Regions from separate parts of the Homo sapiens genome. Here all the other regions are linked to region 1. A link is a loop called in an ENCODE intact Hi-C map of the cell type or tissue named here. Cell type or tissue: heart right ventricle. All regions are shown on one strand. Each heading gives the region's core, and the rest is flanking DNA. Links, peaks and the distances in the headings are about the cores only. Region 1 overlaps CDH6 (cadherin 6). Region 2 has its middle 790 kb from the start of CDH6. Region 3 has its middle 390 kb from the start of CDH6.

Region 1 (10,439 bases), core at 4,754-7,253:
TTTCTGATGGCATACAAGTGATCATCTCTTCAAGTAATCAGCCGCTTTCTTTTCTTGGAAGAGGAACCCAGGGCACAGAGAGGTTGTGCGACTTGGCCATGTTCACACAGCATATTAGGGAAGTTCACAACCAGAGTGCAGTTCTCCTACTTCTTGTCCCTTTTTGCCTCCTCTCCCAGGGTCCCCACCTCCTTCCTACCAACACGAGAAGAAAACGGTCAGTTCAAACTCCTCTTGAACATGAAATGCTTTTACAAACTAGGAACACAAATTCGTCGTTTTTGCTATTTTCAGAAACTGTTTGGGACTGCAAATACGTTGTGAAAAACTAGGCTTTTGAAGATGAGACAGTGAAATCCCACTATCCTCATTATTATGCAATCAAATCACTCTGTGAGACTAATTAAGGATTTTGAAGTATGTTGTGTTTCTCAGAATCAAATGTGAAGAAAGGTGGTCTCATGGCTTTCATAAGAAAGGGCTGAGCCTGTTCCAACCATATAAGGGCAAAGCCTGAAAATGACCCATCCCTGGAAGCTGCTCAGCTTCTCCTAGCACCACACATCGGGTTACAGCAGACACACTCCTCTTAAAACAGGGCTCCTCAAACTCCAAAGCACACAAATCTCCCTGCCTAGCTGATGCTCGGAAAGAAGAGTGGAGGTATCTCCTCACCCTATCCCACTTCACCCCCTTTCTGAAACTAAGTTGGGCGAGAGACAAGGAAAGGAACGTACGGCGGGAAAGCACCTCCGCCCGTCAAACCACATTCTCCCAAACCCTCCTCACCCTCTCCTCCACTCCACGGTGGACGTGGAAGACAATCTACTTGGGCTTTGGGATACTTTACATATTTTCATTATGTACCCTTTCAACTGATATTTTTTATTTGCCCAGTCCCATATACTGTATACAAGTATAGAAGTACATTAATATAATAAGCATAATATAATAAATAAACAAGCATATACATTTTGAAGTTATTTGCTTTATAGTTTTTGGGAGTTCAGAAGAGAAATATTTCCTGGCTTTTTCCCAGCGTTCTAGAATAGAATGTACACCTCCCCCTCCCTAGCAGTGCATCAGAGGCAAACACCCTAGTTCTTCAACCTCTTCCTAAAACCTCACAGATCAAGGCTTCTGCCAAGGTTCCTCCAGAATTTACATCCTTTTGGCCTCCAACTCCAATTTTATTCTGTAAAGAATCAAATATAGCTTCCCTGTCAGCCACAAGCTGTGGCCGTGCTTCTCAGATATTCCCTGCTCATCAACATGCCCAGTCTCCATGCTCCATCCCACCTCCTGAGGGAACGGACCCCTACCTTAACCATCCTACATCTAAACAAACGAAGCTTAAGAAACCCAGAAAAGACAAGGAACCAGTATTAGTTGCTTCTTGCTGCTGCAACGCACACCACAAAACACATTACCACAAAACAATACAAACTTATTCTCGTACAGATTTATAGGTCAGAGGTCAGAGGTGATTACAGTGGGCTAAAAATCAGCCTGTCGGTGTGCTTGTGTTCTTTCTACAGGCTCTAGAGGAGAAGCCACTTCCTTACCATCCCCAGCTTCCAGAGGTCACCTGTTTTCTTGGCCCCTTCCGCCATTTTCAAAGCCAACAGTGTAGCATGTTTAAATCTCTCTCTCTTTGTCTCGGACTCATGCCTCACTGTCCCATCTTCTCTGACCCACCTGCCTCCCTCTTTTAAGGTCTAAGGACCTTTGTGGTTATATTGGACCCACCCAGATGATCCAGGATAATCTCCACAGCTCAAGATCCTTAACCATATCTGCGGTCTCTTTTGCCATGTGAGGTATTAATAACATAGTTCTGTGGATTGGGACGTGGGCATATTTGGAAGGCCTTTGTTCTGCCTGCTGCAGATCCCCAGTGCCAAGGTTCAGGAAGTGAATCAGCTGGAGAAGGAAGCTGCATTCACCTTGATTCCAAACTTTGTGGAATGGAGAAAAGTATGTCCCAGGGTCAGACACCCATGGACTCCCACCCCAGCTTTGCCAATAACCCAGTTGTACAATCCTAGGCAGTGGTCCCCAACCTTTTTGGCACTAGGAACTGGTTTTGTGGAAGAAAATTTTTCCACAGATGTGGTGGGGTGAGCAGAGGATATGGTTTCAGGATGAAACTGTCCCACCTCAGATCATCATGCGTTAGCTACATACTCATAAGGAGCACGCAACCTGCATCCCTCACATGCGCAGTTCACAATAGGGTTCGCCCTCCTATGAGAATCTAATGCCTCTAATACAGGAGGCGGAGCTCAGGCTACAATGCTGGTTCACCTGCCACTCACCTCCTGCTGTGTGGCCGGGTTCCTAACAGGCTGCAGACTGGTACTGGTCCATGGCCCCAGAGGTTGGGGAACCCCTGATCTTAGGCATGTTATTTGATCTCTCCAAGATTTATTTCCTTTCCTGTAATGTGGGGAAAATAATGCATCTCTCATAGGGCATAAAAAGTACAAAAGTACCTTATATAATGATAGACTCTTAGTAGATGTTCAATACAGGTTAGTTCTTTCTCCATTCTGACACTGACAGGTCTAATTACCCGTCATACTAACTAGCACTTGCGTGCCATTTCCAAGGGTACCAACTGCCCAAACTATATCATTTTATTTAATCTACAACACAGCCCTCAAGCTCTACCCGATTCTCCAAAACCTGAGTCCGATCAAGGTGAAGAGACTCAGTCAGTGATAAAGGAAGAAAGGGCAAAACAAAGACTGCAAGCCTACTGGTTTGACTCCAAATCTGGTGCTTTACTACCCTGGCTAACAGACCTCTTGTTATCCAGTTCTGGTCACCATACTGGTTAGAAATTAAATGTTTGGCCAAAATAGATTGGAGGGTAGGAAATGAAGCATATTGCCTGTTATCTTTGTGAAGTTTGCAGAAAAGCAAAACAGAATGAGGAACTGGAGGCTCAGGAAAATATTTTCTCTCTGGAGCTGTTAGGCATTTGTAACAAGTTGTTAAGGCAGCTTGGCTCTTACGACTGTATGGCTGGTGCCAATTTGGAAGCTTTTATAGGTCTCTAGTTCCCCTGATATTATTGGCTAAACCAATAAGTGGTTAATTTTTTTATGTAAAAAGAATTCTAACTCTGAAAACACTTGTGAGAATTCAAGAAACTCCGGAGTCCCACCTAAGGATTTTTTAGTGAAAGAATGAATTATGACAAAGAGAAATGCAATTGTGGACCATCATAGTAGCTGAATAAACATTTCTCAGTACTTAATGTCACAGAACATAGGAAGAAGTTTTGTGTTTTTGTTGTTGTTGCTCTTAATTGGGATTATTAAGGAGCAGCATAATTACGGGCTGAGGCTTTTTGCCCTTGGTGACGTAAGGGACTTTGCTCTCCATTCTCCTGGCTGGTGATTATCAGGCCAGTGACTTGGATCCTGGTATGACAATTAAGATTGAGTAGTGTCATCTGTTTCATAATTAAATTCTATCTTCCATATCCTTTGAATGCTGTATGGGCGTTTAATTGGCGGATGCTATTTCTGCTGCCACTGTGGCGTGTCTGAACAACAAAGTCAAAATAACAGTGATTCCGCTCCTTGCAGAATATCCCAGTTGAAGAGAATTTGCTTTCTCTTTGGCACAGAAAGAGCCCTGAAGTCCCAATTTAGACACAGCAGTTAAGAAGTTGAGGGCCTCTGAATTCCTGCAGGTTCTCACTCAAGGTGATATTTAGGGTCTACCATTGCAAATTAAAAGATCAACTTAACTTGCATGGGAGAAAAGTCATCTCTGTCCTGTAGATGACTTCTCCAAAGACATAGAGAACTCACTAGGGGATCATACACAGGTTTGTCTGTATAACCATCACAGGCAGAGAATATCTTTTTTTAAAAGTCTGGCTCATTTTCCTTCACTTACTAGAAAAAGAGTCTCTGAGAGTATGTATTAAAGTATTTATGTTAAACACCGTTAAAATACACTTCCAGTGTATTTATTAACAGAGAATTCAGAAGCATTAGGCCTCCTCTACAGATGTATCTTCCTGTTGCATCTTTAAGAAAGCAGCGGAAGATGTTTAAGACCATGAGTAATGTACTCAGTGAAAAATGAGAAAAGAAACTTATAGGCAAAGCAAAGAGAAACAAATCCTCCGTGCAAAAATGAAAATGCTATTTTTTTAAAAACTAACCTATGATTTAGAAACCATCTGCAGAATAATCTTGATTGTGTCCTCAAGTAGAACAACAAATCCATTGAGTTTAATCAAACTCAAAATAATTCTAAAGAGAAATTAGAGATGTATACAAAAGAAGCTAAACAATACAGTATAGCATCCAGGTAAAAATATTATATGCTAATTAATAAACAATTGTAGGGGACTTCATGAACTGTGAATGAAAAGATTAGTGTGAATCTTTATGCAAAATGCTTAAATCCATGTTAAGACGAACAAACTCTTTAAAATGTAAAACCTACACATATAAAAATATGCAGGAAACACAATATGCTCTTTTAAATATTCTTCTAATCACATGATTATATTTTAATTATAGTTTTCATTTGTTGAAAGTATATTCAAATGCAATATTTTTCTTTTCTTCTGGATAACAGTCTTCACTGCCTTATTTTCATCTTAGGGTGATTCAGCCTATAATGATTTAGAGGCCAAATGTTCAAACTCTTTTTAACAGATTACTCACGATGCAATTAAAATTAAATTATGTGCATAAAATTGATATTTTAATCAAATCATTGCGTATCTCCATAGTGGTTTAGCAATAAGGAGAAAAAGACTGGCCTGAAATTCCCAGGATTTTGTCTTCCTTGCCCTTTGGGAATTTCTTTCCTTTTTAGTATCCTTAACAGATTACTGTTTGGCGGGGTCAGAATTCCCATGAATCATATTTAAAGCAGTTCCAGCTTATTTTGAATATTTCATGGACGCTTCCTGTCTCAGTCCATTTTCTGTTGCTCGTAACAGAATGCCTGAAACTGGGTAATTTATAAAGAAAAGGAATTTATTTCTACAATTTGGAGAGCTGAGAAGTCCAAGGTCAAGGGGACATATCTGGTGAGGGCTTTCTTGCTGGTAGAGACTCTATGCAGAGTCCCAAGGTGGCACAGGCCACCACATGGCAAGGAGGCTGAGTGTGCTAGCTCAGATCTTTCTTCCTCTTCTTATAAAGCCTCCAGCTTTACTCCCCATGATAACTCACTAATTCATTAACCCACTATTTCATTAATCCATTAATCCATGCATGAACCTCTTAAAGGTCCCACGTCTCAATAATGCCACACTGGGGATTAAATTTCAACATAAGTTTTGGAGGGGATAAATATTCAAACCATAGCACTTCCTCTGTAGCTCAGCCTCTAACATAAAGAGATAAAAGGGCATTACCATGTCCAGTTTTAGACCTTTGCTCTTAGAAGAAAAATATTCACTTAAGGAGTAGAGTAAGCCTACTATAATTATGTTTCTTTTCAAATCACCCTGATTTGTTTCTCTTGTTCTGCAGGAATTATTTTGTATCTTCCCATTCTTGACCTCTATGTCAAGTGACTGTTTCAGACTTCACAACTTAGGCATCACCATTTAGCTTCTACTTCTGGTCTTACACTACTTTGTTTCTCACTCTTTAATTAGAAATGGTTAATTTGACTTCATGTCTTAAGGCAAGGAGAAAATGAGTCTTAAACAGTATTAAGCTCCCATAAATATTTCACTTTATGCTAATTCCTGTGCTTCCAGCTGAGCCGTTTGAAGTTCTCAAAAAAGTGTTTCTGTTCCCCTCAATTAAATACATAACTGGAAAACAGTAAAATAATTATCAGTTTTACTACCCTGCACTTTATTTTCCAAGCTTTCATTCTGGACGTTTTAAATTTTTCTTCCACATTTTTCTTCCACTAACCCAACCCAGTGTCATAGGTGCTGCCTCCAGCCTGGTTAGACTCTAAGACCCAGGCTTTGGAGGAATCTTAGAGCTCCCTCAAGTGGACATACGTTTAATGCACCCTTAATCTCTACAAAACGTTTTTGGCTGCACCCTCGGTCCAGGACAGGAGTATTTAACTGTCCCAATTTAGAAACATAAGTAGTTTCCTCTTTAAGCTAAAAATATTCTGAAAAGAAAGAAAAGTTCAAACAAGTTTGCAAAGCAAATGGATTTGAGTGGCCAATGAAAACATATCAAGTCAGGCTTTTTAGTTATTGGTTTTGCTTGTGAGAATGTAACTTGGAATTATTAATTACAATATCATCTATTCATTTGGATAAAATGTTATCTGTTGAGGAAATTATAAATGCAACACTTATATGGCACTTATGCTATTGCCACATGTACCATACACCAGGCATTGTTCTAAGAGTTTTCCATATATTAATTCATTTCATCCTCACAACATTCCTCCAAAATAGGTCCTTTAATACTCCCCGTTGTACAGATGAAGAAACTGAGTCACAGAGAAGTTAAATAACCTTTCAAAGGTTGCAGAGCTAGAATATGGAAGAGCCAGTGTGCAAACCCAGGCAGCCCAAAGTTCACTATATCATGCTGTTTCTTACCATGCAATGAACAACTGAATATACAAATACACACACACGCGTACATAGACATATCTCTATAAACACACTTATATATGCACATACGCCTTCACATGTTACACATCCACACACATATACACACAAATGCACACATATACACATACAGAGAGTATATATTATAAGGAGCATATTTTACACAAAAAAATAAAGTATAAAAGCTAAAAGAGAAGAGAGATAAATTACAAACATTTTAATCAAAGCTTTAAAAACTTTACTTATCCAACCTGGGCAACATGGCAATGCCCCGTCTCTACAAAAAAAAAAAAAATACAAAAATTAACCGGGCATAGTTGTGCACACCTGTAGTCCCAGCTACTCAGGAGGCCGAGGTGGGAGGATCGCTTGAGCCTGGGAGGTGGAGGTTGCCATGAGCCAAGATCATGCCACTGCACTCCAGCTGGCATGACAGAGTGGGACTCTGTCTCAAAAAAAAAAAACAAAACAAAAACTTTGCTTATCATATTTCCTTGTTATTGCTTATCATTACTCATTAAAATTTCTGGTCATCTCATCTCTTACTCTAATTCACTTACTCTGACCTTGCTTCATTAAGACCATTGAAAGTTTCTTTCCTGTGTGGCTACGACATTTGCTGTTTTTTCTACTGGAAACTTCCGCCAGTTCTTCCCATGACTGGCTCATTGTCATGATTCCAGTTTCTTCACGGAGAGGTCCTCCTTGACTTTATAAAACACCCACCGCCTCACTCTCTACTACTCAGCATCCCTTTACCCATTCCACTTTACCTCCATAGGCCTCACCAATGATTCAAAAATATATTACCTGACTATCATTCACTTGCTTCGAGTGTGTCTCCTCTACTAGAACGTAAATTCCATGAGGCAGGACATGTTAGGAACTCAAAAGATAATTCTCAGTGAATGATTGAATTATTACATGTTCCATTCTGATGGCTTTTGAACAAATGAAAAATTGTGATAATAGTCTATATCTCAAATACATTTTTTTCATAATGTTTTTCTGTTTAAAGTGTGTTCTTAATACTTTGACTAAGTATCAAATTTTAAAGTCTGAAAATATTTAAATGTGTAGCCTCATAACAATTGTATTTAAAGGTTTTTTTTATTCTTTATTAACATGTTACTCTTGCCTGATGTTGTAACAAGAACTGATGATAAACTAGATGTTTAAGTACATGCAAAAATTGTGCTAAAATAGTACCAGAAAAGAAAATTTGTAAATCTGTAAATTTCTATAAACTGGGATAAAATCTTAAAAGACTTTTTCTGGTTTTATTCATGGACTGTGTCACCATTTTAGAATCTTATCACATATATGGAGTGTATGTCTGCTAATTAAGTCATATTTAGCAAAACCATCAGAGATTGATAATGGGAAGGTATCCACAGAGTAACTACCCTAAAAGAGTGTTACTAATAACTAGATGCCATTTTCCTCATACTTGCCATTCAGCATCCTATACAGCTGATAGGTGGGGAATCCCATCTCCACCTCCACTCCACCACCAGGTTCTCACTGTAAATCATAGAATGTCCACATTCCTTCCTTTCCACTTCTTTGCTTCTCTTCTGTGACTCTTCTCACTCCCTACCACAAGTATTTCATCAGTTTTTATAAAAATAGACCTTTCTTCTTTTCTAGGCTCCAGACCTTCTTTCTTAGGCCTCTATTATTATATTGATTAGCTCAAATTATATACATAAACATATACATACATATGCATGACACATATGCATACATATATACATGCATGCACATATGCATGTGTATATAGGTTTGCACATATACATACATACATATATACTCTTTATGATATTGAAGCTACTTTAAAATTAATTTCTTGCTCTATTAGCCTAAGTAACTCAAAGCATCCTGTCCCCAAGCACTCCATTATCCACAAGTGTGTAATATGAAGGCCTCCCTGTGGGGGTGAGGGAGTTTGCCATACTGTACTCAATATCATCAATTAATAGATGGTTCAACCTATTTTAGATTTTGAGATACTGAGCGAGTTGCCAAATATCCAGCTGAGAAGACCATGGGGTAGAAGAAAATTTTTGAATCACCCATTCAATCCTAGATCCTACTACCATATAATCAATTTCTTTAGGGTTTAAATATATTTTTATGATACCATATAATTTCATCTTTTCTATTCCTTTTTCTTTTTTTTTTTTTTTTTGCCTTGTATGCCATTCTTTCAAGCCCAAAGTTAGAAAAATTCCATTTTTTTCAGTCAATCCATTACATCAGAGGCAACACCAACAAGAGTAATTTTGTGATTTGAGTGGCTTTTGTGTGTCCATAAGAAAATGTTGTTTTGTGATTTCATTTCAAACTCGACAGTTATATAGCTATCCTCCATTCTAATACATTTAGAGTCTTCTTCTATTTGATTTTTACTGTTCTCCTTTATTCTTTTGTCTCCAGTTTGCTCTAATGACAGTGAAAACTAAGTACTCATACAATTTCTCTGCAAGCAGCTACTGACCACGTGGCAGGAAACAGCGAATGTTATGCATGACTTACTACACAAACCCTTTACTTTAGAGAAACAAGCCCCAAATAAGTAATTTATTTGTAGCAATAAAACCCAAATGAATAAATCTTGTTTTCAGAGAACAAATGAAAGACAATCTCATTTCCAAACATATGTTCTGGTTTTTTAACCCCAAATGAAAGGCCAAAAACTGAATATACTGAAACACAGGCAAGAAGCAATACTTTAGCCACATTCTAGAATATTGTTTTAATTATGGAATTTAAATTTATTATAAAATAATTGTTTTACAATTTTTACAATTTTTCTTTTCCTTTGATCAGAAAGGAATTGTGGACATTTTGAGACATTCATTAACCATATTTGTATTAATTTATGCCCATTGTTTGTACTCATACGATTGATATTTGCATTTCTATTTGCTTTTAATTGCCAATAATTTATTCTTTTTTCCATTCAGTTTTTGAACTATAGAAAACATTTGTCAGATTTTTTAATGAGAACCAGATGCCTAAAAATATATAACAATTTATTATGCGGTATAAATTTTTATTAATGGTGTATATACAAATAGCAGTTCTACACTGTGGCAAATGATTTACATTTTCTATATTCAGTTGGCTAAATTTAAGTAGTTTTGTTAATCACAGGAAAATTAATGGGAAAATTTGAAGACATTCCTAAATAATGACAATATTCACATCAATTATCCTCATTGTACTCTATAGTTTACTAATAACCACCTCAATCAAGGTGTCTTTCACTGAAACAAATCACTCGAGTTTATTTCAGTTACAGTTATATGACTCATTGAAGGATCATAATATAGTCCTCTAATTGAGAAGGGGTGGGCACACAATATGAATGAAGGTGATGGGAAGCAGAGAAAAGGAGGCACATTTCTCTCCGATCGTCTTAGTTCCCCAAGGTGTCCTTCCCAGGCCCTGCCTCGTGGTGAGCTCTGGCACACCTTTGTTGCCACGTGCTGCATCCTACCACAAACACCATTAAATCCTCTCCAACTTTGGCTGGCCTCTCTGCTATTAATCTACTGGAACATTACTGGGGATTTAAAAAAAAGGAGGGCTCTGCTTGGGAGGGATTCCCCGCCCCCCATCTCCCAGTGTCATTTTGTCCTCTCTCTGAACTTGAGTGTGCTGGCTGTGAACCTGTTTTGATCAGCAGAATTTGAAAATCTGGTCCCTCATGCTGGGATTTAATGTCAATATTTGTGCCCAACATCTGAACGGAGAAGGGGGTCCCCAAGCACTGTTCTCTCCTCTAACTGTCTTTCATCACAATTACTGCCTTATTCGATGTGATTTCAGATGCTTGGGGAGTGCTGTGGAATCA
Region 2 (10,439 bases), core at 4,876-7,375, 830 kb before region 1:
ATTAGCTATTTTTAATACTTTTGAATTATTTTCTGAAATACCTAACAATGTCATTTAATTACTAGAAAATTTAATTACATTTATTTTAAAGTTCTGCCCTATCTGGATATAGAATAGAGTTCTTTCTCTTGTCAGTTATTAAACATGATTTATGGTCAATTCTAGTCTTATGGAATTTGTTTATTTTTTTAGATAGCATCAATAAAAGAATTCCAGGATACTCAAAGAGAACATATTTTTTCTTCAATAAAGCATCTGGATATGGATATCCAATTATATTCCAAATAAACATTGAGATCATTGGAACCCAGCCTCAATGTCTTTTGGGACGGGTCAATTCTTCAGTCACCTTTAGAACTTTATGGTTCCATCTGAAAGCCTGGCAGTGACTATTAAAGACCATCATTTTTTTAAAAATACTTTTTTAAAGAGCAATTTTACAATCACAGGAAATTGAGAGGAAGATACAGAGATGCCCTGTATACTCCTTATCCCCACGCTTGCATAGCCTCTACCATTATCAACATCCCCCCTCAGAGTGATACATTTGTTATACCTGATGAACCTACATTGACACATTGATATGCTTTGCCTCTGTGTCCCCAGCTAAATCTCATGTTGAATTGTAATCCCCAATGTTGGTGGAGAGACCTGGTGGGAGATGACTAGATCGTGGTGGCAGATTTCCCCCTTGCTATTCTCATGATAGTGAGTTCTCATGAGATCTGGTTGCTCGAAAGTATGTAGCATCTTCCCCCTTTAACTCTCTCTCTCTCTCGCTCTACCATGTGAGGATGGTGCTTGCTTCCCCTTCACCTTCCACCATGATTGTAAGTTTCCTGAGGCCTCTCCAACAGCAGAAGCCTGTACAGCCTGCAGAACCATGAGCCAATTAAACCTATTTTTTTTTATAAATTACCCAGTCTCAGGTAGTTCTTTATAGCAGTGTGAGAATGGACTAATACACATCATAATTATTTGAAGTCCCTAGTTCACATTAGGGCTCAATACTGACATTGCACATTCTGTGGGATAGGGCAAATGTATAATGAATGACATGTATCCACATTTATGCTATCATATAGAGTATTTTGACAGCCTTAAAAATCCCCTGTGCTCTGCCTATTCATCCCTCTTTCCTGCACCTCAGACTCTGGAGACTCCTGATCTTCTTACTCTTTCCTTAGTTTCTGCCTGTTCCAGAAAGTGATATAATTGGAAACCGACAGTATGGAGCCCTTTTAGACTGGCTTCTTTCACTTAGTAATATCCATAAGGTCACCCCATATCTTTCTATAGCCGAATAGCTCATTTCTTTTTAGCTTTGAATAATATTCCATTGTATGGATACACCATAGTTTATTTAGCCATTTACCTGTTGAAGGGCATCTTGGTAACACCCAAGTTTTGGTCATTATAAATAAAGCTGCTATAAATATCCACATCCAGGTTTTTGTGTAGACATAAATTTTTAATAGTTTTGGTTAGATACCAAGGAATTTGATTGCTGAATCATATGGTAAGACTATGCTTTGTTAGAAACCACCAAACTGTCTTCTGAAGTGGCTGTGTCAATTTGCATTCCCACTGGCAGTGAGTGAGACTGTTCATTGTGCCATCTTCTCGATAGCATTTGTTGTTGTCAGTGTTCTGGATTTTGGCCATTCTAATAGTTGTGTAGTGGTATCCCACAGTCGTTTTAATTTGCATTTCTCTAATGACATATGATGTGGAGCATCTTTTCGTATGCTTGTTTACCATCTGTATATTTTCTTTGAAGAGGTGTCTGTTGAGGTCTTCAGTAGGGCCTGTCATCTTTAATGGATCGTGAACACCATTTTTTGTTTTCCATCTCCATGAGTTAGCTGAAAGCTACCATCACTCTTTTGGATTTCTAGTCTCTGATTTTAAATCATCAAGTGCCTTGATGAGAAAAGTCATATTGAATTTTGGGATTACTTGACATCTATTCTCTCTGGAATTTTGGTATCACAATCCTTACTCCCTTGCTATTTCACATAGATTTTTTGAAAGTATTTCCTCTGCTTTACTTGTTAACCTCAGTAGGAAGATGTTTTCTACCATTGCCAGAAGCAGATATCTCTTCCTGCTTCAATATTCTTCATAGGTTTGCCCCTGGCTAAATATTAGAGATTTATGCAGTTGCTGGCTGGCCCTTTTCACAATAACACACAGCAATTTTATCTGCTTGTTGTGTATTTTTCCCCATTCTATGTTTTACTCATAAGTTTGAGAATAGTGGCAGTCACATAGGAAGTAGGCATTACTCATTCATGGGAATAGAATTCAGACAAGAGGTTAGAGTAGAAAACACCAATTCTGGAAAATGTTGATGAAGTTTTGTTCTCTCAAGGAGTTTTATCACACATATGGACTGTTCAGTAGAATCCTGATTGATCAAGTGGACCAACCAATACAATGTTTATGCTTGAAAAACCAAGATTAACACAAATGATGTGTGTGTTATTGAACATCTTAATGTTAGTGGGAAATCATCATGTGTACACATAAATATAAATCATAACAGCAACTCTGATGTATGCAGAAAGTTCATATCTTTCAAAACATAAAAATAGTGATACGAGTTCTCATGGTCAGGGTAAAATGAGTATATCATTTTAAATTGCATTGCATTATATTTTTAAATTTGTAATTAATATCACAAATAATCAGTTAATTTAAATTCCTTTTTAAATTATACTTAATTTGTTTACAAATGCAGAAGTTAACTATGTGTTAACTCTCATAATGCACAATAAAGATGTTGATTTTTAAGATTCTAATAGACACAATTTTCATTTTTGACATTTTAGCAACCATCTTAAATTACAGAAAATTATAACAACTTGAAACCATGTTCATTTCAACAGGAATAAATAGCATTGTTTAACGCTAAGACAATTGATGACAAAATGACAGTCAATAAAATCAAAGCACTATCCAAACCATACCTGGTGAATCTGTCTTAAGCAACATCAATCAAATAATGAAATACAGATTTCAAAAATGCCTCAAAATGCATAAGGTACAAGGAGATATACATTGACATAAACCTTATTATTTAGTTTTCTGGAAAAGCAAAGCAATAATTTTCTTAAAAAGTTGTTCAGCATGACTTAAAACTCATGTTTCATGATGCCAAATTAAGCAGTGGAATAAAATTTAAGCAGTTACATTTTTAGAAAAAATCAGAATTAGCAAATTCAGCATTTAAATCAGTGCACCAGGCAAAACATGAAATAAGCCATAATATATAGGAAAAGGAAATGAATAAAGTTAAAAGCTAAAATATTTGAATTGACTCACTCATACACCAAATTTGATAAATCAACCTAAAGGATTATATTTTTAATTGACCTAGTTGTTATATGAGATTTTAAGAAATAATTTTCTATTATACAATAAAATATAAGGATCACAGAACAAGAATACATAATGACATATCACAACATTTTAAAACCTAGGTGAAGTCAGTACATTTTTATGAGCATGGATTATTGAAATTCTCTGAAAAGAAATAAAAATATTGACGTAAAAACAAGAAGGATTTGTTTTTTGTTTTTTGTTTTTTGTTTAAAAAAAAAACAAAAACAACTTACCCCCAAACAAGTACGAGATCTAGTTAAATCCATGGATTCATAGGTATGACATTAGCTTTTTGACTAGGCTATGAATAGAAGCTAGAAAGATATCAAGAAGACTGTTAGCAGGAAAACAAAAGACACTAAGAAAATATTTATAAGAACCTGGAATAAAGATCACATATGTGACAGAAAGTTTATTTAGTAAAACTGTGCCCTGCGAAAACATGAAAAATAAAAAGCAATCTTAGATCTGGGAATCTAACTTGGGATTTCCAAGCAGAATATCAAAAGTGTCAACTGGTTTATTTCAACTGTATATGATAGGTGGGAATAGAGACAGAAATGTAGAGTAAAACTTGAAATATTTTACTTTAAGCAGAATTTAGCCAAAATATAAAGAAGCCAGCATTTTCTGGGATAGAAAATAAAAATGTTTTTCACTATAATCTTTCCATTTAGCAAAAATGTCTTCAAAGTAGGAAATAACATAATGGTAAAGTTAATATCCACAATACTACTATGGAAACAAAACCTCAAGGTAAAGCTCGTATCATGGGGGTGATTGTAAAGCCTTTGTTAAGACCTCAGAAAGACTTAAGACAGACTTTTGAAAACCATCTCGTCTAGACTAGAGGACAGTACATTTTTTGTAAGCCCCAGACAGTAAATATTTTAGACATTTCTGGCCATATGATGTCTGCAGCAACCCTCAACTCTGTCACTTTAAGGAGACTATGGGACTGGAGAGTATGGGAGAAGAAAGAAGTGAGGAAAGGAAGGAGAGGAGAAGAGAGTTGAGAACAAAACAAAACAATATATAAATTATGTACATTTCAGCATGCTATAACCTCCAAAAATTATTAAAACATATATTGCTCCCTGGTCAGCTTTGGTGAGGCTGCTTTAAAAGCGGGGGGATTAGGACTGGCACCAACCTGAGACAAATTCCAAACTCATCTTTACTTTGCCTTTTATCTTATAGTGCCTGGTCAACAGCCTGTATGAAAAGGTTTATCCTGAGCTACTGCAATCTTCTCCAGAATTCTCCTCCAGTTCCTAGCCCCTGGCATTCGCCTCTCTCGAGTTGCATGGGTCTTCTTGGTATAACTTCCTAGTTCATTTCAGATACTGTCTCCTGCTTTCAGTCTCAGGCTTTGGCTCACTAGTTTCCTTTACTGGACACTGCAGCTTCATTATAAGTCTTCTCTGGGATCAGAGGGACTTCATCGCCTGGTTATTTTTCTCTGCCCACCTTTCAATCCAGATATTTTTGCTACTTTCATATCCCTGACTTTCATCTCTCCCACACTTAAAAATCTGGGTAAATTTTTGCTATATTTCTCCCAATTTCCTGCCATTGCCACCATTCTCTCCTACCTTAGAACTTTTGTTTTTTGTTTGTTTTTGTTTTTTTGAGACAGGGTCTCCCTTTGCCACCTAGGCTAGATGCAGTGGTGCAATTACGATTTACTATAGCTTCGACTGCCCGGACTCAAGGAATCCTCCTCCCTCAGCCTCCCAGGTAACTGAGACTACAGGCATGTGCCACCATGCCTGGCAAAATTTAAAAAAATGTTAAAGAGTCTCACTATGTTGCCCCAGCTACACTTGAACTCTCAATCTAAAACGACCCTCCTGCCTCACCCTCCCAAAGTGCAGGGATTATAAGCACTGGCCAGTGCACCTGGCCTACTTCAGAACTTTGCATTCATCATTGGGACAACTATGATTTGGTTGTTTTTTTAATTGTTTGTGAGTACCTAAAGATGGTCACTCTCGGGAGATTGGGATGAATTATGAGATACATGTTACACTTCATTACTTTGTAGAAACTCTAAAAATTTTTTAATCCTATGCAAAATGTTTTGATGGAAGCCATGTGATTTTATTAAAGTTAAAGCTGAAGAAATAAACACATTCTCAAGTGCTACTGCAAATAATGTATTAAAGTTGAACATGGTTAAAATGTTTGCAGCCCTTAGGTAAAGTATTTAACTGAAAATAATAAAGAACTTGATGACAACTAATTGGCTGCTTTTTGATGTTATAAACCAAAAGACAATTTTTTAAGCATAAACTACACAACCTCAAACATAACCATGAGGATCCACTAACAATTCAAACGTAGCATAATGTGTTGTCTCCCGATCTTTATTTCAATGACATTTAAGATAGTAAGGTCTATGAGATCTGTAGCTATAAATATTTCTACATTTTAGTCTCTGAGGTTTCACTTTCTCAAAGGGAGTAAGTGGTTTTAGGAGATATTGCTAAGTGATATGAAATATCTGAACCACCAATTTTAACACAGAATTCTGAAAGTTCTTCATTCTAACTGTTGCTGACGTCTCTGCAATTTCTCCACTTTTTAATATCACAAGAGAAAACACAGGCTGAGATTGTTTTCTGCCACTATGCTGGTGGTCATAGTTTCAGTGTTACTGTTCACAAGACAAGAACTCTACTCTGGTGTCACTTTGCCATGTTCATCACCTGTAAATATTTTCCTTGAAGGGACTATTGTAAAAAATAAATCTACCCTTTCAAGTCATTTTTGAAAACTTAGTATGTGCTCATGTGAGACGGTTACGAAAATGTTCAAAAAGCATGGTATTTGTTTCTTCTCCAAGGATAAATCTCATCAGCTGTAGAGGAAGCATCAGTGTTACCAGCTGAGGGCGGCAGAGAGACATAAGACAGGTGAAAAGAAAGGTCATGTTGGGTTGTCAGTAATCCTAATTCTTTTGGAATTCAGAAATTCTGTCCCTGGGATCAGATGTAAATTAGTTTCAATTAGTAGTGACAGTGTCTAGAGTTAGTCTGGGAAGGAAAGACTTTAGCTCTCCTTCCCCCTTTGTCCTGCATTTATTTAAATATAGGCAATTGTGTTTTGGAAATCAATTTTACATACATTTATATGCAAACCCTTCTTAGATTACTTCTTACAAGAGTTTTGTCCTTCTGTAAAAATTCTGAAGTTTCCACCTCCATTGTTCCATTTAGGGATTACAATAATACAGATTACATTAATTTACAGGTGCAGTGGATTAAGGTAGCCCTTGGCCAAAAAATAAACTCAAAGATAGATGTTAAAAAAAAAACCCTATGTAAATTATCTCATCCACAGATACATTTTTTTAATTGGAGGCCCATAGCCTTCACTTTTAGAAAAATAACATGTTAAAAATAAAATACATTTTTTATTCAAATCTAATATTTACTTGATGAATATTAGTTTTTTCTTTCCATTCACTCCAATTCTATTATGTTAACTTGATTTATTTCATTTGTCTATTCTGATTTTATAATCCATGGTAATAGCTGGTGCTTGTTACATATATTTTTGGCATTTTATTTTCTATTGTTTCATATTTTATCCCAGATTCTTTTAGAACAATTTTGATTTTAAATATTTTCTATTTCTTTCCCCCCAGCAATAACAGAGCATTTGAATTTTAATCTCACTTGTATTTAACCAGAAGTTAATAAATTCTAAATATACTCAAGTATGATTTTAGATATTTCTTTAAGAATGCTCTTTTTATGTTATAGTTTTATCCTTACATTATTCTATTTTTATTATTAAGAATAGAATTTTTATTATCTTTAGGATTCCAAGGTGTGCTAATATTTTAAAACTTTTATTGATGCACAATTGATTAGTACATGTCTGACAAGCTTATAAATAGCTTAAGTAATTATAATAAATTGTTAATTTTTTATGCTGCTATTTTCAGCAAAGTAATAATTTCATTTTAATGGTTTACCCCATAATAATTATGGTTTACATGGCACTACAAAACCATTACATGGAATTCTTGAAGTAATTATAATGAAACTGTTGGTTGCCACTTAACATTCATTCTCTTTTTTCCTTTATAAAAGACTAAAACTAGGCCGGGCGCAGTGGCTCACGCCTGTAATCCCAGCACTTTGGGGGGCCAAGTCAGGTGGGTCACTTGAGGCCAGGATTTCGAAAGCAGCCTGGCCAACATGGTGAAACCCCATCTCTACTAAAAATACAAAAATTAGCCAGGTGTGGTGATGCACACCTGTAATCCCAGCTACTTGGGAGGCTGAAGCAGGGGAATCGCTTGAACCTGGGAGGCAGAGGTTGTAGTGAGCTGAGATCGTGTCACTGTACTCCAGCCTGGGCAACAGAGTGAGACCCTGTCTCAAAAAAAAAAAAAAAAAAAAAAAACACTGAAACTAAAGTTACAACAAAATGTGTTTTTTGTAGTATTGTTAAAAATAATAAACGTCTTAGATTTTCTTGAAGCAAGAGTGGCCAAGTAACTCAACTCTAGGTCATAATATTTATTTAAGAATACTGATGGAGGGTTCCAGAAAAAGTCTTTTACAAATAGTCATATTCGAGTGGCCTGACTCTGCAGTCCTGCGCCCTGTATCTCTTCCTCCTGTCTGGATCACAGAAGCAGCATCCATAGCCAGAGCAACTGTTACATGAAGGGGTTTTCTCTTGTTTATAGGTAAACACACTCCTGACTGATGAAGATGTTATCCTTACATTTTGTGTTCAATCATTTATCTCTAGGACTTGGAAAAAAAAAACATATTGGGCCTGGAATATGGATTTTAGAATTCCTGGCATTTCTTTTTCTGTGTTATTGCTTTCAAATTATTGAAGATACTGAAAAAAGCAAAAAAAAAAAAGAATAAAGAATAACTTAGAACATCAATATCTATGATTCAGATTATGAAAGTGTAGAGAAGCAGATGAGTAGCGGTTCTTTGTATTGTTTGATGATTGTGGTGTATCTTTTTGTTCTATTTTCTAACATAATTTTTGTTATTGTTTGTAAACTCTTTGTTTATAATATCCATAGGGCTGACTCCTATTCTAAAATCTTATTTTGGATACTCACTTCATTTGTTTCCTTATTTTATATCTTTATTTTTGGCAGGCATTTTCAATGAACATTTTAAAAATAATACCAATGCTAACAATTATAATTATTCCTCTAAGTATATTTGGCCAAATCTTTATAATTTTAATAAACTTTTTCTTACCCTTATCTAAATTTGTTATATTCTGTTGTCATATTACATTATATCATTTATGTATGCTATATACAGTATTTCTTTTATTAGCTTATTAGATAAAATACAAATTTACTGAATTACTTCTTAAATACTAAGCCATAAAATCTTAAAATCTTGTATCGTTTATTTCCAATGTATTTGTTCAGGTAATGTGACAAGTCGCACATAAAATGTTTTGAAATATATTAAAGTATTATTTGCAATTAATTTTACAATCAATTTCTATTTAAAATTTTGGGTTGTTAGGTCCAAACACTGTTTTCACGTAAAATTTAGTCTTGTTAATTATATTGTTAAATTCCATCATGTTCTTTTTTACTCTGTCGTAGGATATAAGTGCTATGTTAAAAATCTCTCACAGAATGTTTTATCTATTTCCCTGTTTTTTTCTTTTTTAAGACGGACTCTCGCTCTGTCTCCCAGGCTGGAGGGCAGTGGCGCGATCTCCGCTCACTGCAAGCTCCACCTCCCGGGTTCACGCCATTCTCCTGCCTCAGCCTCCCGAGTAGCTGGGACTACAGGTGCCCGCCACCACGCCTGGCTAATTTTTTGTATTTTTAGTAGGGACGGAGTTTCACCGTGTTAGCCAGGATGGTCTGGATCTCCTGACCTCGTGATCTGCCCGCCTCGGCCTCCCAAAGTGCTGGGATTACAGGCGTGAGCCACCACACCAGGCCCTGTTTCCCTATATTTTAACAAATTCATGGGTTTTTTTTGTTCTTGGCCCGGTGACATAATTTGGCCAATGAAGTGCAAGGAGAGGCTTTCAAGCTAGTTGGCAGAAGATTGAACAGGCAGCACTCATTTCTTCTTGCATAGTTTCCTCTGCCACAAGAACTGCAGTAGTCTACAGGCCGTTCTGTTGGCTTCCATGTGGAGTGAAGATCATGCGAAGCATTGGCATAGCTGGTCCACAATGGACGTGCAGAATGAATGAAATAATTCGAATTACTTATGGGGTTGTTTTCACTTGCAGCATATCTTACCTTTTGATAATTGGTAAAATAATTAAGTGTAGATGAAACAGATAAATGAGATGAGATAAAAAATAAATGAGTCTGAATTTCAGGGGAGATATATGGGTAGGAGGTATAACTTCGATGGTCAGTAACACAGATGGTGTTATCCAACGGAATAAGTGTAGAGAACAAGACAAGAAATCGGAAGACGGAGGTCTGGGACCCGCAACGTTAAGAGAGCTGAAAGAAAAAGAGGAAGCAGAAACAGAAATAAAAATGTTGAAAACAAAGAGGTAAATGGGAAACCAAAAGAGTATGGTAACCTGGGAGTTTAATAAAAAATGAGTTTCAAAGAGAAGGAAACCCTCAGCTACATCAAATGCTGCATATTGGTGGTGTGAAATTGACAATTGACCACAGGGTTTAGCAACTTGAAGATCACTGGTGAGCTTGACCAGTTGTGGGGGAAGAGTGGAGACAAACGCATGTTTGGACAGGATTTAAGAGAAAATTGGAAAAGAAATGTTGGAGACATCAGATGCAAACAACAGTTCTGAGAGGCACTGAAAAGGGAAGAAAATAAACAGCAATAGCAGCTGGGGAAATGGGATAAGAAAAAAGAGTTTTTTAAAAGAGGAGAAACTGCGGAATGTTAATGAAAGTAACATACAGAGATAAACATGATAATGCAAGAGAAACAGGTGAGAATTGAAAATGTGCCCCAAGTCTGTGCAATAGAATGGAATTCACTGCAAAAATTATTGGAAATATCTTCAGATAAGAATATGATTAGTTATTCTGTAGTAACAAG
Region 3 (10,439 bases), core at 3,795-6,294, 430 kb before region 1:
GTTGGACCCACTATTAATTTTTAATACACTAATGGAAGAATCAGAAATTTGATAAATGAATGAACTTTTTTTGCCAGATTTTTGTTTGTTTTGGTATAGATTTAGTGGGTACAAGGGCAGTTTTATTACATGCATATATCATGTAGTAGTGCAGTCTGGGCTTTTAATGTGGCCATCACCCAGATAGCGTACATTGTACCTATTAAATAATTTCTCATCCCTTACCCCACTCCCACCTTCTCACTCTTCCTAGTCTCCAGTGTCTATTATTCTACACTTTATGTCCAGGAAATCATGTCTCTCAAATGAACATTTATGACCTTACAACAAGTAGATGTTTGTAACTCAAATAATTACTCTCTTTTTGGAATAATCTTTTTACCTGTTTGAGCTTCAATACCTTTATGGGAAGAAAGGCACTAGAATAACACAACTTGTATTGTGAAGATCAAATGAGACATTGTATGTGAAACTGCTGTGTGAGCTGAGGCCTATAAATTATTTATTATTACGTTGGGAATGTGATAGGCTAGAGATATGGATATGAATAACTAAATAATGCATCGTATAAATGATTTTACTTCAAATTTCTTTCTGTCGGATGATCTGAAATTAATAACGAAAGGCAAAATGAATGACCAGTGAGTCTATTCAACCCAGTCTAAGGAAAGCAACTGTAGATGGTATATTTCTTTTAATAATTTCTTTGGCCTACTTCAGCTACCACATTCTATCCTTAAGATGAAGATAAAAATCAAAAGATCTTTTAAACAGGTCTTTCTATAGAAAATTTTAAGCATCTGTAAATATTTATCCAGAAAAATACCCACTACAGGCATATTAACCATCCTCAAACTTTTAAAGGCCCACCAAATAAAAACTGTATTGAAGGTTTAACCTTTTATATATGACCCTAAATATGTGAAAAAAAGAAGTAATAGAGAAATAAATTTCATCTCAAATGTAAAAGAAAAAATTACAGTTGTCAATGTAGCTGATGAAATTTTCCAAAAATGGTACCAATAATTTATTGTATTCCACATGCTATTCTGCAATGGAAACTTGCCCTGCCTGCACTCAGGAAATGAAATATTCTTATCTACTCCATTGAACCTGTGCAGGCTCTGTGATTATTTGGACCAACAGGATATGGCAGAAGATATGCCATGTAATTTCTGAGACGAGGTCATAACAAGCCTTGCAGCTTCCAGTTGCATCTCCTGCAGTGCTTGCTCTTGAGAATCTCCCCCTCAAGACCCAGCCACCACACTACAAGAAACTCAAATCCCATGGAGAAGCTAAACGGAGACATTCTAGTTGAAAGTCCCAGCTGAGCTCCCAGTCAACAACCAGTCATGGGTCTGTGTATTCTTAGACGTTTTCCTTAGGCAAGTATTTGGATATGTCTTGCTTCTCAGCTACCTGACAGCAAAAACATATAAGCGATTCAAGTGAGAACCATGCAACTGAGCCCAGTTAATGTATAGGAAAATTAGAGACAATCATGGAATGATTGATTATGCAACAAGAGATAACCAAAATACTCAAAGATGAATAAAACACTGTTTCATATGGCATCAATGTTTTAATGTTTACTGAGTGCTTACTATATGTTATATACTGTTCTGAAATACTTTATACACATTATGGTTTTGGTTCTTCACTTAATCATCTTAGATAAGTACAATTATTATCCTTGTTTTACAGATAAATAAACTGAGGCATATAGAAAAACAAAATGGTCACCTAGCTAGTAAATTCTTAACTGGTATTCCATTAAGACTCCTTTAAACATTTTAGTTGCAAAAATAGGCAAAGCATTTACCTTTGGTATACAAAGAGCTAACCATTAGATTCTTGTTTCCAGCATGAGTGATTTCTATGCCTACCATTGGATGACAGGGGGAGCAAACAGAAAAGAAGGGATAAAGAGAGAAGGAGCTGAAAAGACAGGTTATGTATTTTTAATGCTACACTTACTATATAGATATATTAAGAGTACTTCAGAGTGAACATTTATTCATCAATTCATTCAAGAAATTTTGAGCGAAGTTTTAATATGTACAAGGCATTGGTTAGATTCAGGTGATAACAATATTGAAAAAACTAAAAAGCAATGCCCATGCCCTCAAAGAGCTCAATTTTCATGAGTAGTGGGTTTTTTGTTAAGGAATGTACCTGAAAAGACTAGAAAACCACCTGAAGAAGCCATTAAAGGCAAAATTCAAGAATAAGGAGAAGAATTGCAATAGAAAGCTGTTAAGCTTCATTTTAGCCCCAAGACTTTATGATTTTACTTTGCAAGGAACTCATATCTACTTTTCATGGTCTGATAATCTAGGTCAGATAGATATAGTCCTGGTTAGCAGGAAAAAAAAAAAAGTTGATGGTGTCTTTTAATTCCAGGGAGGTTTCTGTGAGCTGAATCAGAGATATTATTTTGTAGGGTGTTTTACCACCAGATTGCTCTTTTCTCCCTAGACTAGGCTGACCTCACAACCAAATGACATATTTCTTCTTACTATCTGCACTGCCACATAAGTCCCTAATGACACCACAGCAATAGAACAAGGAGGCTCAAATAATGTCTATTTTTGGAGGAAACTCGGGCTTTATCACTTTTTTGAAGGTGACATAGGAAAGTAGGGCAGGACTAATCACAGGTAAGATTGGATTTTAAAAAAAAAGAACCTTTTCATAAATCAGAGAATGTTATAACAGAAATGAATCATAGAATTTGTAGGGAAAGGTAAGAAATCATTACTAACAGAGGCAAATCTTCAATAAGAGCAGTGAGAGATCTTTCCACAATGAAATGAGATATCTTTGTAAAAAAATCTTCAAACTATTTCAGTTCCTTTTAAAGTAACTCCGAAGTCCTCCCCACCCACTCAATGAATAAAATATTCTATTTTAGCTTATCTGAGGCACCTAAATTTTGTTTTGTAAGCAAATCATTGTTTTTCATAATCTAAAGTGAATTTTATTTGAAAGAGCATCCCCTAATAACTCAGAAAGTTTAAACAACGCCAACTTCCATTTTCACAAGGCCTTTTGATTCAAGTTATGGTGGCTTTGGAAAAGCCGGGCTGCAGAAGGGAAATTCTACCATGAATGCTGCCTGCACAGGGCTGAGCTCCCCAAGGAGCAGAGACAATCCTTGACAACGCTCTGAGGTAAGATTTCTTTTACTTAATCTGTATGGGGTTTTTTTTTTTATCATTTTTGATGAATCTGATTCTCATTCACTTCGACAGCCTTTGAGGTGTTTTGATTCAGAGAGCTCACACTGACTTCATTGAAAGGACCTGTAAAGTGCAGCTCCAGTTGCCCCTGAAAGCTCCTACTGCCTTAAGAAGCACAGGAGCACGCTTTTGGCAGATAATGTAGCATCCATAAGTACAATGCTCTGGCAGCCACTATAGATAAATATTTTTTATCTGCCTTAATTTTTTCCCTTTGTCTGATGAATCTCCTCCAATTTACAAAAAAGAAAAATACTTCATTAGTTAGTCACATTTTAAAATTTTTTCCACATGTAGGCAGTATTTCCATGCCATATGAACTATGTAAGCAAATTTTTCCTTTTTTTTATAGATTATCTCTGTGAGTTAGTCAGCCAGCGCTTTGTGAATTAGGGGAGTTAAATAAATAAAAGGGGCAAATACAAACTGAGAGCCTGATGTTTTTCCCCAATAATAAAGACAGTGATTGCTTAAAGAGATCCCCAATTTCTGTCTCAATGTCAGCTCTGAACTAACAGGATGATACAGAACCTATTTATGCCAGGGAAAGCTTAGAAAATTTCTTGCTTAGTCCTCTGGCTCTGGAGAATTCCAAATGCCTAAAATGATTCTCAGCATGCAGAGACCACAATGAAGATGACGCAAACTTGATACAGCGCAGTCAGATGTTCTACATGTCAGGCTACAATGGGTGAGAGTCAACTCTGGTTGGTCTGAGTGTTGTCCCATGGTTGGATCTCCCCAGGCACATTACAGACAGAACCTCATTTCTAGGCCTGCCTTGAACTACCGTCATTCCTCAAGGAACATTTTAGATGTAAACTCCCTCAAGAATAGTTTGAGGGTGATCCTTTGCTACTTTGCAGCTAGCTAGGACCCAAATGGTCCACTGGTATCCACAGTGGGGAAGTGATTTGCTTGTTCTGATGGAAGCATAGTAGAGTGAGAAGAGAGAAGATTTCTCTCTTCTCATTCTTGGACTATGCAAGAGAATAATCATTGCCCAGCCTATTAATACCTGGAATTTGGCTACACACTTTATGCATATAAGCTCATGTTTCTTTGCAACAAACCTGTGATTCAGGCATTCTCAGCTCCATGGTTCTCACACATGGCCATGCCCATCTGCACAGATGCAAACACACACAAAAGCTTCTTAGGGAGAGTACATACTCATCCGAGTATTAGACATATTAAATGTAGTGTGAGCATTGAGATTTGAGTCTACTGGACTTTCAAGTCTTTTCTTTCCTGGGATTCTGTTCTATTTGTACAACTTACTAAATTCTAGATTTTTCTGAAGGTAACTCAATTTTTTAAAAACCTGGTTTATTCATCCTTACTATGAAGATAAAATACCTTCAGTTTACGCAATTGCTGTAAAAATGAAATGCAGTAACATATGCATACGCCTTTTTTTTTTTTTTTTTGAGATGGTATCTCATTCTGTCACTCAGGCTGGAGCTCAATGGCCGCCATCTCAGCTCACTCAACCTCTACCTCCTGGGTTCAAGCAATTCTCCTGCCTCACTCTCCCGAGTAGCCTGGATTACAGGTGTGTGCTGCTACACCTGGCTAATTTTTTTTATTTTTAGTAGAGACGGGGTTTCACTATGGTGGCCCAGCTGATCTCGAACTCCCGACCTCAGGTGATCCACCTGGCTCAGCCTCCCAAAGTGCTGGGATTACAGGCACGAGCCACAGCGCCCGGCCTGCATAAGGCAATTTTAATCCATCCTAGGATATGGTCTTTAATAACATTAGTTCATTTCTCTTTATCTTGTTTCCCCAAATGGATATAGTGTTTCCTGATATGCTCTCACTAAACAGGCTCTTCCAATCATTTTAAAGTGACCAAATATTTAAGTTACCCATAGAAAATGTCTATATATGCATGTAAGACATGTATTTATGGATTTGTATTTTCAGTATTTCCAACGTTCATTATTTTTATTCATTCAGGCAGTTTTTAGTTTGACGTGCATTCATTGGCTACATACAGAACTCTGTTCCAGGCCCTGTAGGTGGCACTGGAGCTAGGAAGATGGAAACACAGGCTCTCCATCCAAGGCGGTGCTGTCTTAGCCTGAGAAATAGACATTTACAACACAATGTGGAAACCACTGTCATGGAAACAAGAACTTACAGAACAGAAATCTGAATCAACATTAACCGTGTCTGGAAAGGGCTTTGGTAGAAGGAGATGTCAGGCCAAGAGTAGAATGAGTAGGAGTTAGCCAGGCAATGGAGGAGGGAAGGTGCTGCTGTCCACCAGATGGGCAAGACACAGCTGAATCCAGGAAGCCAAGTAATGTAGCTTCCTGTGTAGCTCAGTACTGACCTCTGAGAGAATAGGCATTAGTTTAAAATACAGCATTCAAAAGTCCGGAGGAACTGGTATTCTTATCTCACCAAGTCTACATAAGTTTAGACAGTGAGAAACGCCTCCATTGGGTAGAAAGCAGTGATACCTGATAATCAACTCCTTGGAAGAAATGTACTCAACACTGTGACCTAGGTGTTTAGTCACATGAATACTGGGAGAAATTCCAATCTTCACCTCGGCCAGCAAGGAAAGGTAAAAGATATCAAAGATCCAAGGGCAAAGAACCAAGGGCAAAATTACCCTCCTCTCCAGGAGCTGAAACATCAAAGGAAATGCAATTAAAAGCCTAATGACAAGGTTCATCTACAGAAGTTCTATTTGTACAACTTACTAAATGTTAGATTTTTCTGAAACAACTCAATTTTTAAAAAGCCTGGTTTACTCATCCTTACTATGAATATAAAATACCTTCAGTTTACCCAATTGCTATAAAAATGAGATGCAGTAACATATGCATAAGCCATTTTATTTTATTTTTTTTGAGATGGTGTCTCATTCTGTCATGCAGGCTGGAGCACAAGGCAATGGGTCCACTAGACTGTGCCAGACTCACATGGGCATCCACGGCACAGGCCTACAGCTGGACACCTAATTCCTGACTGTGTGAACTGGCTGCCCTAGGTTGGCTGTTATGCTGTCTTGAAAAACAAAAGGTACGATAGTCAAAGCAAAATCAAACAAACCAGAGAGTCTTGAGCTTTAGATTCAAGCTCAGATTCCAATCTCAATTTGTCCAGCTTCTCTGTGTTCCCATGATTAATTTACTACTATCTTCTTCCAGCCTCAGTTTTCTCATCTGTAAAAATGAGCTGTAGCGGCCGGGCACGATGGCTCATGCCTGTAATCCCAGCACTTTGGGAGGCCAAGGCAGGCAGATCACGAGGTCAGGAGATCGAGGCCATCCTGGCTAACACCGTGAAACCTCATCTCTACCAAAAATACGAAAAATTAGCCAGGCATGGTGGCAGGTGCCTGTAGTCCTAGCTACTTGGGAGGCTGAGGCAGGAGAATCACTTGAACCCGGGAGGCAGAGGTTGCAGTGAGCGGAGATCGCACCACTGAACTCCAGCCTGGGCGATAGAGTGAGACTCTGTCTCAAAAAAAAAAAAAAAAAAAAAAAAAAGAGCTGTACAGTCTGTATCACAGGGATGTGTCATGAGTAGGAAACATAAATGGAAAATAATTTTGCAAGCTGAAAAGCACTGCAAATTAATATGAGAAAAAGGTTTATTTAAATCTGAGCACACTTGATATACAACTATTACTGTTTGCATTGCTTTGAATAGCAAAAACAGTATATCTATAAAATACTTATTTTTGAGAATTTTGAAACAGAAAAAATTGACTATGGACACACAGAATGTTTAAACTTTATGATTTACTTCACTTCTGAATACACACGTCTCTTCTGAGCAATAGAACCAGTTCGGTTCCCATCGTATAACTTCACTGCAAAGTTAACTCTTCTCTTTTCTGACTTTACTTATTTGTACTGATTCTATTTTCAGCAGCTGTAGTGCTTTTTATTTATTAACTTTTTTAATATAACAGGAATATCTAAGACAAAAATCGATATATTCATAATAATGTCTCCACACTGTTTTATAATATAAATGACAAACTTACAGATGTAAAAAAATGATTTTTAAGTTAAATTTAGTTGTTCAAATTTTTCTATTATTAGTTTGAAGCTTCTGAGTGGAAAACAGCAACCGTGATGTTTAAAAAGTATTCAAACTTTACATCTTATTTCCTCAACACAGGCTAGCCCTAGGCAAATCTAACCATGTCAGACGCCTGCTAAAATTCCTTCCATGGCTCTCCACTGCCTTCATGATTGAATCTAAACTCCTTAACTTGGCAATCAAGGTCATCTTCTTGATTATCCCCTTATTTACCTTTGAACTCATCTCTACCACTAACCAGCCAACATCCTGATCCCCAGCCATTCCAAAGTCCTTGAAATCTCAGAAGTCTCGTGCTCCATTTTTCCTCCCTGAATTTGTTTTGGCTGCTGTCTCCCCTATAAAGTCATTTTTTTTTTCTATCACTTGTCTCATATTTATCTAGAATATACCATCCCTGTGTAAACCTTCAGGAATGCAATCAATGGCATCAACTGTCAGCCGTTTTCCTACTCGTATCCAATTCTACCTGCCTCTATTTAGCTTTGCTCTCAAACACATTCTGTTCTTGGGGCAGCAAGACCACCACTGTCAGTCCCAGTCTTACATACCGTATTCCTGTGCTTCCCCTGAGAGCTCCAGCAAAAAATCCCAGGGAAAACTCTGATTGGCCCATCTTAGATCAGTACACAGCCTAGAACCAATGTCTGTGGCCATGGGAATGAAGAACTTTCATTCTTGCCAGTCTGAGTTATATGCCCGTATCCATTTTGATGGAAGAGAAGACAATAACACCACTTCAAATCTATAAACTACTATAGCAAAGAGAAATGGTGTGATTCTGGTCCTCCAAAAGCAGGTATACTGACATTACGTAAAATAATATATGTAATTCTTCTTTTGTAAGTGTCATCATGCTTCTAACCCAAGGAATTAAGTATTTTTATTTATTGTTAACAGTACTGTTACCAGTATCTCAATTACTTTTATTTGCTTTTACCAGTAACAGTTTTTTATTATTGTTTTTTGTTATTGTTCTGTTTTTTGTTTTTGCATTCAACTGAAATTGCTTATTAGAGGCCAACATTCTAGTTAAATACACAAAAATTAGAAATCCAATTATCATGGTAATGGTTAGTTAACATTTGAAAGAACTTTAGAATAAAGCGTTTTTATACATAACGATTGCACATTGTGAAAATGAGTGATTTTAGCATGAAAGCCAACAAAATTAGAATACACAGCAAACATCAGCCATAAATATTTCTGAAAGAGAGCTACAATGTTGGGGAAAGATAAACAGAAGAAAAGAATGGAGGGTAGAGGAGGAGGAGGAGGAACAGGAAAAGGAAAAAAGAGAAGAGAAGGAAGTAGGAAAGAAAGGAGAAGGAAGTAGGAAAGAAAGGAGGAAGAGAGAAAAAGGGCCGCAAAAGTAAAGGAAATATAATTTTTCGAGGAATAATTTTTTTTCTCTTCATACAACATACCAAAACTTGAATCCTCATGTTGCAATAGTCATGTGTTTTAAATATCTAAGACACTAAGTTGTCTGAATCTATTTCCTGGGAACTGGAAATAGGAAAAATAGATCCTTCCCTATATACAAAGATTAATTACACAATTTAGCATGGTTTTCTAAGGCAGCACGTTTTCATTGACATGCAAACTGAAGTATTTTTTTTTTTGCATGAATCACCCTGAAAGTACTAATTAGAACTTAAAATTCTCATTTGTAAATCATATGAATCTTATGAAACATGCTTCTGCCTTAGAGAACCATTTCCTAAGGGCTAGCATATGACCAGAGTGTGGAGCAGATGTTCTCAAACAGATGAAGACAACCTTTTAAAGCTCAGAGCAGCCCATGATAGTGGGGGTAGCAAAGCCCTATTGGATTTCTACAAGTAAGCACTAGGAAAGGAAAATGTTTTGCATTAAGTGGTCCACTAGGCTTTTAGTTAGGTGAGCATCTGTACTCCTAGGTCATAGTCTCTGAAAGTAAATGAGTTAAAATCCCTGATTCAGTTAGGAAGATGCAAAAGTGATCCACTTATAATTTAGAGGAAACAATTAGAAGTAAGGACTTAGATTCGATTGGAACTCAATCTTTATTGATCTGTATGTAAACTATATGCACTAATGTCTGTAAGGATCTCTTCACACAGAGCTTGTTATGCTTACCTCTAGGAAGCCATGTGGCAAGACTTAACAGTGTAATCACACTGCAAGAGGCCTTGAGTGCCGAATATGTTTAAGATACTTTCTGAAAACACCTCTAAGATGGCTCTCCAGATTTGGCAAACAAAGACTTCCTGAGCTGCTGCTGCTGTCCATTGTCCTGATTTGGCATTACTCCCTTGATATTTTTTTAGTTGCAGCTGTGAAATTTGAGCATCTCCAAGCTCACGGTGATAATATACATCATCTCTCAAAATCTGGGCTATGAGAGCATTTTTCAGATTTCAGCAAATTTTATACCTCCTCTACCTCATCCATGCAATAAAATATTGATTTCTAAATCAAATTGAAAGGCAATCAAAGTGTAAGTGTCAACAATGTGTTCTCCAGCTTCCACTTATTTTCCCTTTGACCCTAATTAGTCCTTTACATTTCCTGATATCATCCTTTATTGTTATTTTTCACTCATAACACAAAAATAGCTCTGATCTTGAATCTGTCTTAGCTTCCCTTTGGTCATACTAAAATCATATGACATCGACTTTGCTGCCAACCACAGAGTTTCTCAATTTGATGCATATTTTGAATAGCAAAAGCTGGAGATAGAACACACAAAGTCATTTTAACAGTATTAAGCCTGCCTTCCCCCTGCAGCTCTTTTAGCACAGCTCTACTGAACATCAAGAGCGGAGATTTAGCTTAGGTGACTTCAGTCCTTCCCTTTCTAACCCCCTCCCCGCTTTCAGGTGCTCAGTGAGTCTTTCCTGTGGACTCTGGCTCAGTTTTACTTGTTCTCAGAAAAGAATGCTTTGCTTGAAAGAGATTTTAGCCATCAAAAAGCTGGTTTGAAAATAAAGTAGGAAATTAGGGTAGACCTCCTAAGGGCTTTAAAAACTATATCATCTTTCCTGTTGTTTGAGATTCCCTAAGGTTCAGAAACCAGAAGGAAAAATATTCTGAAGATGCACAACTTTAGCCCAGCACAACTTCTGTCTCCCTACTTGT

What was found. Peaks named below come from ENCODE experiments on the same cell type or tissue, not always from the same donor. Only the 100,000 strongest peaks of a DNase experiment are listed, where the experiment ranks them.
Region 2: it touches region 1 in a loop (18-fold over the local background); 29 of 110 quality-filtered maps call a loop at or near these places.
Region 3: a loop joins it to region 1, with 4 times the contacts of the local background. A loop is called at or near these places in 15 of 110 quality-filtered maps.

Annotation. Positions count from the first base shown.
Region 1 is chr5:31,226,486-31,236,924 of GRCh38, forward strand. All of the region lies in intron 1 of CDH6 (cadherin 6), which reads left to right. Among named protein-coding and RNA genes, the nearest start is that of CDH6, 38 kb to the left of the region's middle. In heart right ventricle, for the core only: CTCF peaks have their summits at 5,997 (motif pointing left) and 6,198; no DNase peak of the experiment used is centred there; H3K27ac peaks cover 961 bases.
Region 2 is chr5:30,395,401-30,405,839 of GRCh38, forward strand. No RefSeq gene overlaps it. Among named protein-coding and RNA genes, the nearest start is that of CDH6, 790 kb to the right of the region's middle. In heart right ventricle, for the core only: a CTCF peak has its summit at 6,293 (motif pointing right); no DNase peak of the experiment used is centred there.
Region 3 is chr5:30,799,615-30,810,053 of GRCh38, forward strand. No RefSeq gene overlaps it. Among named protein-coding and RNA genes, the nearest start is that of CDH6, 390 kb to the right of the region's middle. In heart right ventricle, for the core only: a CTCF peak has its summit at 5,253 (motif pointing right); no DNase peak of the experiment used is centred there.